Linked DNA regions of Homo sapiens: region 1 is linked to region 2. The links are chromatin contacts, found by Hi-C or POLR2A ChIA-PET in ENCODE. All regions are on one chromosome and are shown on one strand. The core of a region is the stretch at or near the end of the contact, and the rest is flanking DNA. Distances in the headings are between cores, read along the strand shown.

The links. Hi-C counts contacts between places; a loop is a spot of excess contacts on that map. ChIA-PET counts read pairs that join two places held with the same protein, here RNA polymerase II (POLR2A). Pooled maps may share reads with other maps.
Region 1: a loop to region 2 is called in a map of endothelial cell of umbilical vein, with 6 times the contacts of the local background. The contact joins two enhancer-like sites. A Hi-C loop is called at or near these places in 11 of 168 maps with a recorded cell type or tissue (CD4-positive, alpha-beta T cell, ascending aorta, endothelial cell of umbilical vein and 8 more) and 16 of 50 pooled maps. POLR2A ChIA-PET finds 5 or more read pairs at or near these places in 3 of 52 experiments (H1, activated CD4-positive, alpha-beta T cell and activated naive CD4-positive, alpha-beta T cell).

What each region holds. Positions count from the first base shown.
Region 1 is chr22:45,432,841-45,438,039 of GRCh38, reverse strand. No RefSeq gene overlaps it. Among named protein-coding and RNA genes, the nearest start is that of RIBC2, 22 kb to the right of the region's middle. Within about 2 kb of position 2,204, at least 21 of the 41 ENCODE cell types and tissues checked have a DNase peak (open chromatin) inside an H3K27ac peak, as active enhancers do; they include ascending aorta, endothelial cell of umbilical vein, heart right ventricle and 2 more, where a contact is called at or near this core.
Region 2 is chr22:45,335,728-45,340,330 of GRCh38, reverse strand. FAM118A (family with sequence similarity 118 member A) reads right to left here. Exons shown (of 9, transcript NM_017911.4): 8 at 3,920-4,003. Among named protein-coding and RNA genes, the nearest start is that of FAM118A, 28 kb to the right of the region's middle. Within about 2 kb of position 2,975, at least 22 of the 41 ENCODE cell types and tissues checked have a DNase peak (open chromatin) inside an H3K27ac peak, as active enhancers do; they include ascending aorta, endothelial cell of umbilical vein, heart right ventricle and 2 more, where a contact is called at or near this core.

The DNA.
Region 1 (5,199 bases), core at 955-3,454, 98 kb before region 2:
ATGATTGGACTCATACAGTAGATAACCTTTGCAGATTGACTTCTTTCACCAAGCAATATGCATTTAAGCTTCTTCCACATTTTCTTGTGGCTTGATAGCTCTTTTCTTATTATTATATCTTATATTAATAAGACTCCATTGTCTGGAGGTACCACAGTGTTTTTATCCATTAACTTATTGAAGAACACGTTGCTTGCTTCCCGGTTTTGGCAATTATGAATACAGCTCCTGTAGACACCCATGTGCCAGACACAAGTGTGGACATACGTCATTTGGGCAAATACAAATGGCTTTTGAACGCTATTATTATAATTTTTCTGTGCTGTTTTGTTTTAGATGTGCCTTTTGTAAGTGGCGTATATATAACTAGAATTTTTAAAAGCCAGTCTGTGGAGAGCTAGTGTGTCCAGAACTGGTGGGTTCTTGGACTTCAAGAATGAAGCCGGGAACCCTCGCGGTGAGTGTTACAGCTCTTAAGGTGGCGCGTCTGGAGTTTGTTCCTTCTGATGTTCGGATGTGTTCGGAGTTTCTTCCTTCTGGTGGGTTTGTGGTCTCGCTTGCTCAGGAGTGAAGCTGCAGATCTTCGCGGTGAAGCAGTGTGGACCCAGAGAGTGAGCAGTAGCAAGATTTATTGCAAAGAGCAAAAGAACAAAGCTCCCACAGAGTGGAAGGGAACCCGAGCGGGTTACCACTGCTGGCTTGGGCAGCCTGCTTTTATTCTCTTATCTGGCCCCACCCACATCCTGCTGATTGGTAGAGCCCAGTGGCCTGTTTTGACAGGGCGCTGATTGGTGCGTTTACAATCCCTGAGCTAGATACAAAGGTTCTCCACGTCCCCATCAGACTCAGGAGCCCAGCTGGCTTCATCCAGTGGATTCCGCACCGGGGCTGCAGGTGGAGCTGCCTGCTAGTCCCGCGCCGTGCGCTCGCACTCCTCAGCCCTTGGGCGGTCGATGGGACTGGGCGCCGTGGAGCACGGGGCGGCGCTCGTCGGGGAGGCTTGGGCCGCACAGGAGCTCATGGAGGGGGTGGGAGGCTCAGGCATGGCGGGCTGCAGGTCCCGAGCCCTGCCCCGCGGGAAGGCAGCTAAGGCCCGCTGAGAAATGGAGCGCAGCGCCAGTGGGCCGGCACTGCTGGGGGACCCAGTACACCCTCCGCAGCCACTGGCCCGGGTGCTAAGCTCCTCACTGCGCGGGGCCGGCAGGGCTGGCCGGCTGCTCCGAGTGCGCGGCCCGCCAAGCCCACGCCCACCCGGAACTCCAGCTGGCCCGCAAGGGCCGCGCGCAGCCCGGGTTCCCGCTCGCGCCTCTCCCTCCACACCTCCCTGCAAGCTGAGGGAGCCGGCTCTGGCCTTGGCCAGCCCAGAAAGGGGCTCCCACAGTGCAGCGGTGGGCTGAAGGGCTCCTCAAGTGTCACCAAAGTGGGAGCCCAGGCAGAGGAGGTGCCGAGAGCAAGCGAGGGCTCTGAGGACTGCCAGCACGCTGTCACCTCTCACTAGGACACAAATATAGCAAAATATTAATTGTAGAATCTAGGTGGTGGATGTATGTGTACATTCTGTACAATTCCTTCAGTTTTTCTTTATGCTTGAAATAAAATGTAGCAGGGAGGGCTGGGTGCAGAGGCTCAGGCCCGTAATCGCAGCACTTTGGGAGGCCAAGGTGGACGGATCACTTGAGGTCAGGAGTCCGAGACCAGCCTGGCCAACATGGAGAAACCCTGTGTCTACTAAAAATACAAAAATTAGCCAGGCGTGGTAGTGCACTCCTGTAATCCCAGCTACTCGGGAGGCTGAGGCAGGAGACTCGCTTGAACCCAGGAGGCAGAGGTTGCAGTAAGTCAAGATTGTGCCACGCCAGCTTGGGCGACAAAGTGAGACCCCCCTCTCAAAAAAAAAATTAGGGGGGAAATGTAACAAAAACCCTTTGGATTTATGAAATCACAATGGGCCTTTCAGGGGAGAGTAACCCCCCATGTCTGGCCTCGGCTCTGCCTTCCACCCAGGGGCAACACACGGAACGTCTTTCATCCTGTGGACGGGAATCACAACATCCAGCAGTGTCGGGGCTGTTGCAAGAAACTGCCCAGCACAGGACCTGGGCCTTCGCAGTTTAATCACCTCGTTCCTCTTCCTGCCTGGAGAACGGCAGGGACTGTGTTGTGCTGCTGGTCACCAGCAGAGGGCGCACAGAAAGCAAGTCTGCGTCCAAAGTTCTCACGCCTGCCCTTCCTTCCTTCAGGAGTATTTTTTACAAAGTTGCAGCCTTCAGAGTTAAAGCAAGCCTCTCCACGTTGGGGCGTGATTCCAGGCATATAAACGAAGTGGTGATGGCTGCGGCGGCCTCCTAGCGCTGTCTCCCTTTTCTCCTCTGCCTTCTTCCCAAGGATTTCCCTCCCTGTCCCTGTCTCCCATTAGACGTGGCGATCCTGGCCCAGGGCCTAGCCTGATCCAGGACAGGAAGAGTGCTCAGTGCTCATTGAATGAACCGACATTATTTCCCATTTCTCCCTTTATCTCCCCACTTGAAAGCAGGAGGGTGAATGACAGTATTGGCTGTCACTCGCCCATCACTGGGGCCCTCCCAGAGCCTGGCTTGTTCAGCCTGGACACAAATGTTCCTAATGGAGTTATCCTGGGAGGCAACGGAACCAGGTGCTCTCCTGCCTTTCCCCTTGTTGTGGGTTGAATTGGGTCCTCCCACAAAAGATATGTTGGAGTCCCAATCCCAGGTACCTCAGAATAGAACCTTATTTGGAAATAGGTTAATTGTAAATGAAATTAGTTAATATGAGGTCATTAGGTTAGGCTCTAACCCGGCGTGGCTGGTGTCCTTATGAAAAGGGGAAATTTGGACACATACACGCACACAGGGAAGACCACAGGAAGAGGAAGGCACAGATCAGAGTGATGCATGTACAAGCCAAGGAACACCAGAGATCACCAGCAAACTACCAGGAGCTGGGGCAGAGGCCCGGAACAGATCCTTCTTCGCAGCCTCAGAGGGAAGCAACACAGCCTACACCTCAATTTGGACTTCTGGCCTCCAGCACCTCGAGGAACTCTAAGTTTCTCCTGGTTAAGCCACTCAGTCTGCAGGCATTTGTTAATGGCAGCCTGGGAAATGAGTACACCCCGAACCCCTTTCCCTACAGGGAGTGTCCGTGTTACCGTTAGTCACTGTGAAAATACGCAGCTCCAGTTCAGGAAACAAGGGGTGAGCAGCTGGCTGAGAGTTTTGAAGCCCTGGGATCCGCATGGTGGCCCTGCCTGGTGCAGTGAGAACAGTGAGGTCCTTCATTTTGTGGATGCAAAACGAGGCTAAGCAGCTGCTTTCCAGCGGTGCGATGGGGGCAGTTTAAAGAGACCACCTGCCCAAGAGGCCCAGTGGGAGCCTGGTACACAGGGCGTGCTAACAAACCGACTCTCGCCCTCCCCTCTCTGGCTTTACATCACAATCCACACTCTAGTTACAGGTCCTGAGGCAGTCCCCTGGGTCCCACCCGTGGTCCCACACCAGCCTGGGGGTGGCAGCATTACTTGATCGACTGTGAATTTGAACAACGTCTTCAGTGTGGTCATTTGTTCAAATGCTTTGCCTGGGAGCCCGTGTGGGCCTGGATCCAGAGGGAGGCATAAAGTCTGTCTGCAAAGCCTTGCCTCCCTTTTGGCAGCCCCTGGGTGGCCTGAGCCTGCTGGGCTGCTAGAGCACACCCAGCCCTCTCTGCCTGGCCGACAACTCTCTCCAAGCTCCCCTTTTGCCTTCAGGATAAAGTCTGCAGCCTTCCTCGTCGGCCCGCCTGCTCCTCACACCTTGGCCACACACCTCTTCCTTCCACCCCCACCCCACACCAGACCCCAGGCCCTCTACACACCCACCTCAGCGGATACTGCCCTGCCACTTCTCTCCTGGACACCGCAGTGCCTTTGTTTATGCCTGCTAGCAAGTCCAGCCCCACTCTGTCCACCTAAAAACCCTACCGATCCTGAGGCTCAGGTGAAACGTCAGCCAGTGAAGGGTCTGAGCATGGGAAGAACCAGAGGGGCATTTAGACGGAGGGTAAAGTGAGCTAAGCTGTCTGCACTGGAGTATCCAGCTCTATCTCAGCTAAGGATAACATGCCAAGAGCTGCCATCTGTCAATGGCCCTGGGTATATGGCCCCACAAGAAACCCATGTGGAGGAGGAAGAGGTTAACTGGGGTGGGGGAACCCAGTGATTTCTAGGCTTTGGGGCCAGAAATCCTGTCCTTGACCTCAAGGACAGGGCTGGACTTAGTCCCCACTCTCAGTGGAAAATGCCTCCCCACACCTCCTGCCTGGCAATTTCCAAGTCACTCTTCAAGTGTGGCCTGCAGCAGATAGCTAGTTGTCCCCTAATATGTATTACTTCATTTGTATACAGTTGTAGAATGATGGTCTGGTCACACGGTCAGCCAGCTAAGCTTCCCAGCCTCCATTCACGTAGGTGTGGTCACATGACTGAATTCTGCTCCATGCGATACAAGCGGAGGTGAAATGCACTTTCCATGCCATGTCTCCATGTTGTCATGGAGAAGTAGCATGCCGACCCCCTTCTTTTTTGCCTTTCCTCCTCGCTGCTGGCCAGAGCGTGGCAGGATGGTGGAGGCCGGAGCAGCATCCTGGACCACAAGACAGGAGCTGCGTGTGGCAGCGGAGAGGACAGAGCCACAAGCTGGAAGGAGCCTCAGCAGAGCCACCATATGAGCTTGCACTTCTATGAGAGCAGAAATTAGCCTCTGGTTTTGTTTTTGTCTGTTTGTTTTTTTGACAGAGTCTTGCTCTGTCGCTAGGCTGGAGTGCAGTGGCGCAATTTTGGCTCACTGCAACCTCCACCTCCTGGGTTCAAGCAATTCTCCTGCCTCAGACTCCCAACTAGCTGGGACTACAGGCGCGCACCACCACGTCCGGCTAATTTTTGTATTTTTAGTAGAGACGGGGTTTCACCATGTTGGCCAGGATGGTCTTGAACTCCTGACCTCATGATCCGCCCACCTCAGCCTCCCAAAGTGCTGGGATTACAGGCGTAAGCCATAGTGCCTGGCCGAGCCTCTGTTGTGTCAAGGCCACTGCTGTTTCAGGTCAGCTGTAGGAGCTGGCCGAGTGAAGTGCCTGAGAGCCACTTATCCTTGGGTTCAATCCCAAGCGCCCACACTTCCTGGGGGTATGACCTCGCCAAGT
Region 2 (4,603 bases), core at 1,726-4,225:
ATTTGCAATAGATTTCTATTTCAGAAACTGCTTTACAATTGTTCTTATGTACGGAAGACTTTGAAAACCCCTCCACAATGGAAACAGTAGCCACTGTCTGGAAATGACCTTGTGTAATTATCAGTACTATCAGGGGATCAAGCAAATGATGACATTACATTTGCAACGATCTGTGGGAATCTCAATCCATGAACATGGATGCTCTTTTATTTCTTAGTGGACTGAGGATGGGGCAATTTCAACAAACATACAGTGAGAGCCTGTTGGAGGTATGGAGAAGAATAAGCCTGTCGATTCCTCTGGGATCCCCAGGCTTGGCTTCTCTCACCCACATGCAGGACAGGCCAGGGCTTTCTGTACAACAGAGGCCAGGAGCTTCGCCCTAAGGAGACATGACTGGGTGGGGAGAGCCGGGGCTGCAGGTGCAGGTGATGGCGTCTAGGAGCACAGATCTCACAGGTATTGAAGAAAACCCCTGCCCAATGCTCCACAGCAAGGTCTACCAGGCAGTAGGCCCTACCCGCGATGTGCACACCAGTCAGAGGTAGGCCACGGGGGGACAAAATCTATGTACACACAACAGCAGCAACAGCAGAAGAAAGCCAATCTATTGAGAATAATCGCCCGGGCCTTCGTTCTTGTCAGCAGGCACTGGAGGAGCCCAGATATGCAGAAAACAAAACAATGAACGTGAAAGAAAGTAGTGGAAAAGAACCACCTACCCCGGAGGAAACAGTTCACAGAACACCAGTTTTGTGTTTTGTTTTTACTTATATGATGGTTCTACTAGCTGAACTCACAATCCAAATATTTGCAAAAAGATTTCAAACAGTTTGATCCAAAACAATATCAAAATCGAATTCTCTAAAACATGTGTGCCCCCAAGTGCATTTGAAGTTGTATAAAACTATTATTATTATTTTATCTTTTTTGAAACGGAGTCTTGCTCTGTCGCCCAGGCTGGAGTACAATGGTGTGATCTCGGCTCACTGCAACCTCCGCCTCCTGGGTTCAAGCAATTCTCCTGCCTCAGCCTCCTGAGTAGCTGGGACTACAGTAGGCGCCCGCCACCACACCCAGTTAATTTTTGTATTTTTAGTAGAGACGGGGTTTCGCCATGTTGGCCAGGCTGACCTGGCCTCAGGTGATTCACCTGCCTCAGCCTCCCAAAGTGCTGGTAATATAGGCGTGAACCACTAAGCCCAGCCAAAGTTGTATAAAACTAAATGAGAGGATGTCGAGTCTGTGACAGCTGCCCCTCACAGCTCTCCCACAAGGACTGCCACATCAGCTCACTCTCATCTTCCCTGCCCCTGGACGGCAGGACGCTAGGGCGCCCCCACCCCCTGCCACCAGCCCTCGCTTGTGCTATAATTCACTCTGCAGGTGGCCCTTTTAGAACTGCCTTATTTTACTTGACTAAATTTGCACTCACTAAGAATCTTTATAACATGGACTATTGCACATGGTCCCTGTGGTGTTGAAGGAACGTGCAGGGACATGATACTGCTCCAGCATACCCACTGAAGGATTTAAATGTTAAATGAAGAGGTAACTGATAAGCTGGATGCTTCGTAGCTCTCAGAAATTTTGGGTGGACTGCTATATAGGTATTTAAGAGTGTTTTACTTTGGCTTACTTATATAAAGTACTAAATATAAACTCCTATTATATGAAAATCCTCTCTCAATGTTTTCAGGAATGTAGTAGAGTCAGATAACCAGGTTGACTTCTGTCTCCAGAGTTCTCGCAGACTTACAACAGCAGATGCTCTGAGAAAAGGTAACTAAGAAAACAAGAGCTTGGCCGGGCGCAGTGGCTCACGCCTATAATCCCAGCAGTTTGGGAAGCCAAAGTGGGTGGATCACAAGGTCAGGAGTTTGAGACCAGCCTGGCCAACATAGTGAAACCCCATCTCTACTAAAAGTACAAAATTAGTCGGGCATGGTGGTGTGCGACTGTAGTCCCAGCTGCTCAGGAGGCTGAGGCAGGAAAACAGCTTGAATCCAAGAAGCGGAGGTTGTGGTGAGCCGAGATCGCGCCACTGCACTCCAGCCTGGGCAACAGAGCAAGACTCTGTCTCAAAAAATAAAAAAAAAGACATCAGAGAAAACTTAAAAGACGGTGGAAATCAATCCAGGCAATCCCAACTAGTATGACTTCCAGAAAGGGAGAACAGAGAAGATGGAAAGAAGAAATAAAGAGAATCACAGACCATTCCAGAACTGGAGAAATGGAAGAGGAAAAAGAACATGTGAGTAAGGCAGGTAAAAAAGTTTTCCACCTAAATACATCCTCATTGAATTTCTAATCAAGGGAAAAGAGGATCCTAAAAACTCCCAGGAAAAAAAGCAACGGGTACCTTCAAATCACTGGGAACAGGTTCCCATCAGACCCTCTTCATAGGAAACCTGGTCTTCAGACAGTGGAGTCCGGGGGAATCACAACGGAGAATCCCATGCCAAAACTCCCGCGAGCATGAGGATGGCACAGACACCTGCAGACACATGGCCCTCAGGAGGCGACCCCACACTGGGGTCTGCAGAAGCGGCCTCAGGAGGTACTAGCAGGATGGATGGGGGGCCAGAGCAAGGGAGACCTAGGCCTCCATCTCAGAGAGAAGGAGGGGAGCTCAGGAGGTAGCAGTCCCCAGCGGAGCCGACCAGGAGAAGGTGTCCTGGGAGATGTGGGGTGGCAGGATGAAGAGAATGCATACTTTTTTTAAAAAAAAATTTCTTATTCAGTTCTGAAAGCTGAGGGAGTGCATACATTTAAGAATATTGGGAAACGTTAGTTTTTGGAACACAAAGGGGAAAGAAGAACCTAAAAACTCCTCAAAAAGTAAGAAGTAACACAAATGTCTTCAAGCCCCAATATTAAACAATAAAAAATGGGAGAATGGAATATAAGAACAAGCCACATTTGACCCTGACATTGAGGACACATCCGCAGCTGGCACAGGCGGCGTGGCACTGGGCCCACAGACACAACACACATGCTGGCTAAGCAGGAAAGAACACTGACGCTGTTTTCATCACGGAAATGCTTTTGTTTGCCAACTTTTACAATCAACCTACAGACAGACTGGGGGTCTCGTTTCCTTTCTGTCCTGTCACCACGGAGACCGACAAAACGGGGAAGCCAGCGGGCTAGGGGGTGGGATACGCATGTGGGGGCCCATCCAGCCCAGGCTTCGTGTGGGGAAGTCTGGCTTAAGTATGTTATTTAAAGAATGAGAAATAACACACAGCACTACGCAAACCTGGGAGGAGGAGGAGGGGAGGAGAGGGAGGGACCGGCACGAACAAGCGAGATCGCCCTTCATAGCGTCAACAGAGAGGCCTATTCAAATACACTGTTTAGATAAATAGTTCAATCACTTAAATAAATCTTAGTCTGTAACAGAGGCAACAAAGCTCAAATGAGTTAAAGTGCTTTTCTCCAGAGACTCAGGTGACATGCATCAGGCTAGTGGTCACCCTTGGGGGCTGGAGGAGGCTGGACAGTGACAAGGGGTGTCCTGGCAATGCTGCTTCCTCAACTGCGTGTGATTAGATGGGAGCGTTCACTTCGCAAAAATGCGGAGCTGACCTTATGTAACTTGTGCACTTTTTATTCATCTTTTTAACTTTTCTTTTTGGAGAGAGCACCTTCTGCCCGCTGCACCTTCTTAGTGTATGTTTTCTCCGTAACATTTTTCTAAAGAGGTACCAGTAGCTCTGGGCAGTTGGAATCGGGTTGGGGTGAGAGGTCAGGGTCTCTGCTAAGTAAGCCTCCTGTGCTCTCTGGCCCTGACAGAACGTATGCACCGTCCTCCCACCATAGGGCGCGGGGCATTAAAGCGCAGCACGGTCCCTGAAGATGCCTGCCAACAAGAGAGACCCGAGGCAGCTCCCCACAAAAAGAACAGACACAATACCAGTATCTGATTGTGTGCGTTTTTTTGAAACTTCAATTCCATTCTCTTCTAACTTCCTCTTTGCACAGTCCTGGCATGCATTACCTAAAAGAGAAGAATTTATTAAGAAGCTTGTTTATTCAGAATCCACTCGCCAAGGCACAGTTCATAATGTGACCTTACTGAAGCACTGGCCAAGCAGACCCTGCCATCCACTAGAGATGACATCAACCACGCTACGGCTTCTCTCCAAAGAGAGCCATGCTTCCAGGAGTCGCATTTCAGTGAGAAAGCAAGTGTAATGAAGATGTCCTTTCGCATGGGAATAGGTGGCAACGGGGAGCCGACTGCGGCGGTTTCATACTTCCTGCACCACTAACATGGATGTGAGGCGAGCAGCTCCCACATCGATGCGCGTTTTCCCATCTGTGAACGCGCTGGGCCAAACAGCCAGGGAAAACAGGGCTGCGCACAGAGGCCTCCGCGCCACTCACCAGAGTCCCTTTTACCCAAATGATTCGGCAAGGGGAGGCACCTGGTGCCCAGCGCACACACAGGAGGACGCTCATGGCCACCGAGTCTCATTAAATTTATAAACAGGCAGAATTGAGCCCAGCAAGAAGAGCGTTCACATTTCAAAACAAGTATTAAATAGGAAGCTTCTGTGTGCAAGCTCAGACCCGTGCAACGAACATTTCGGAAGAG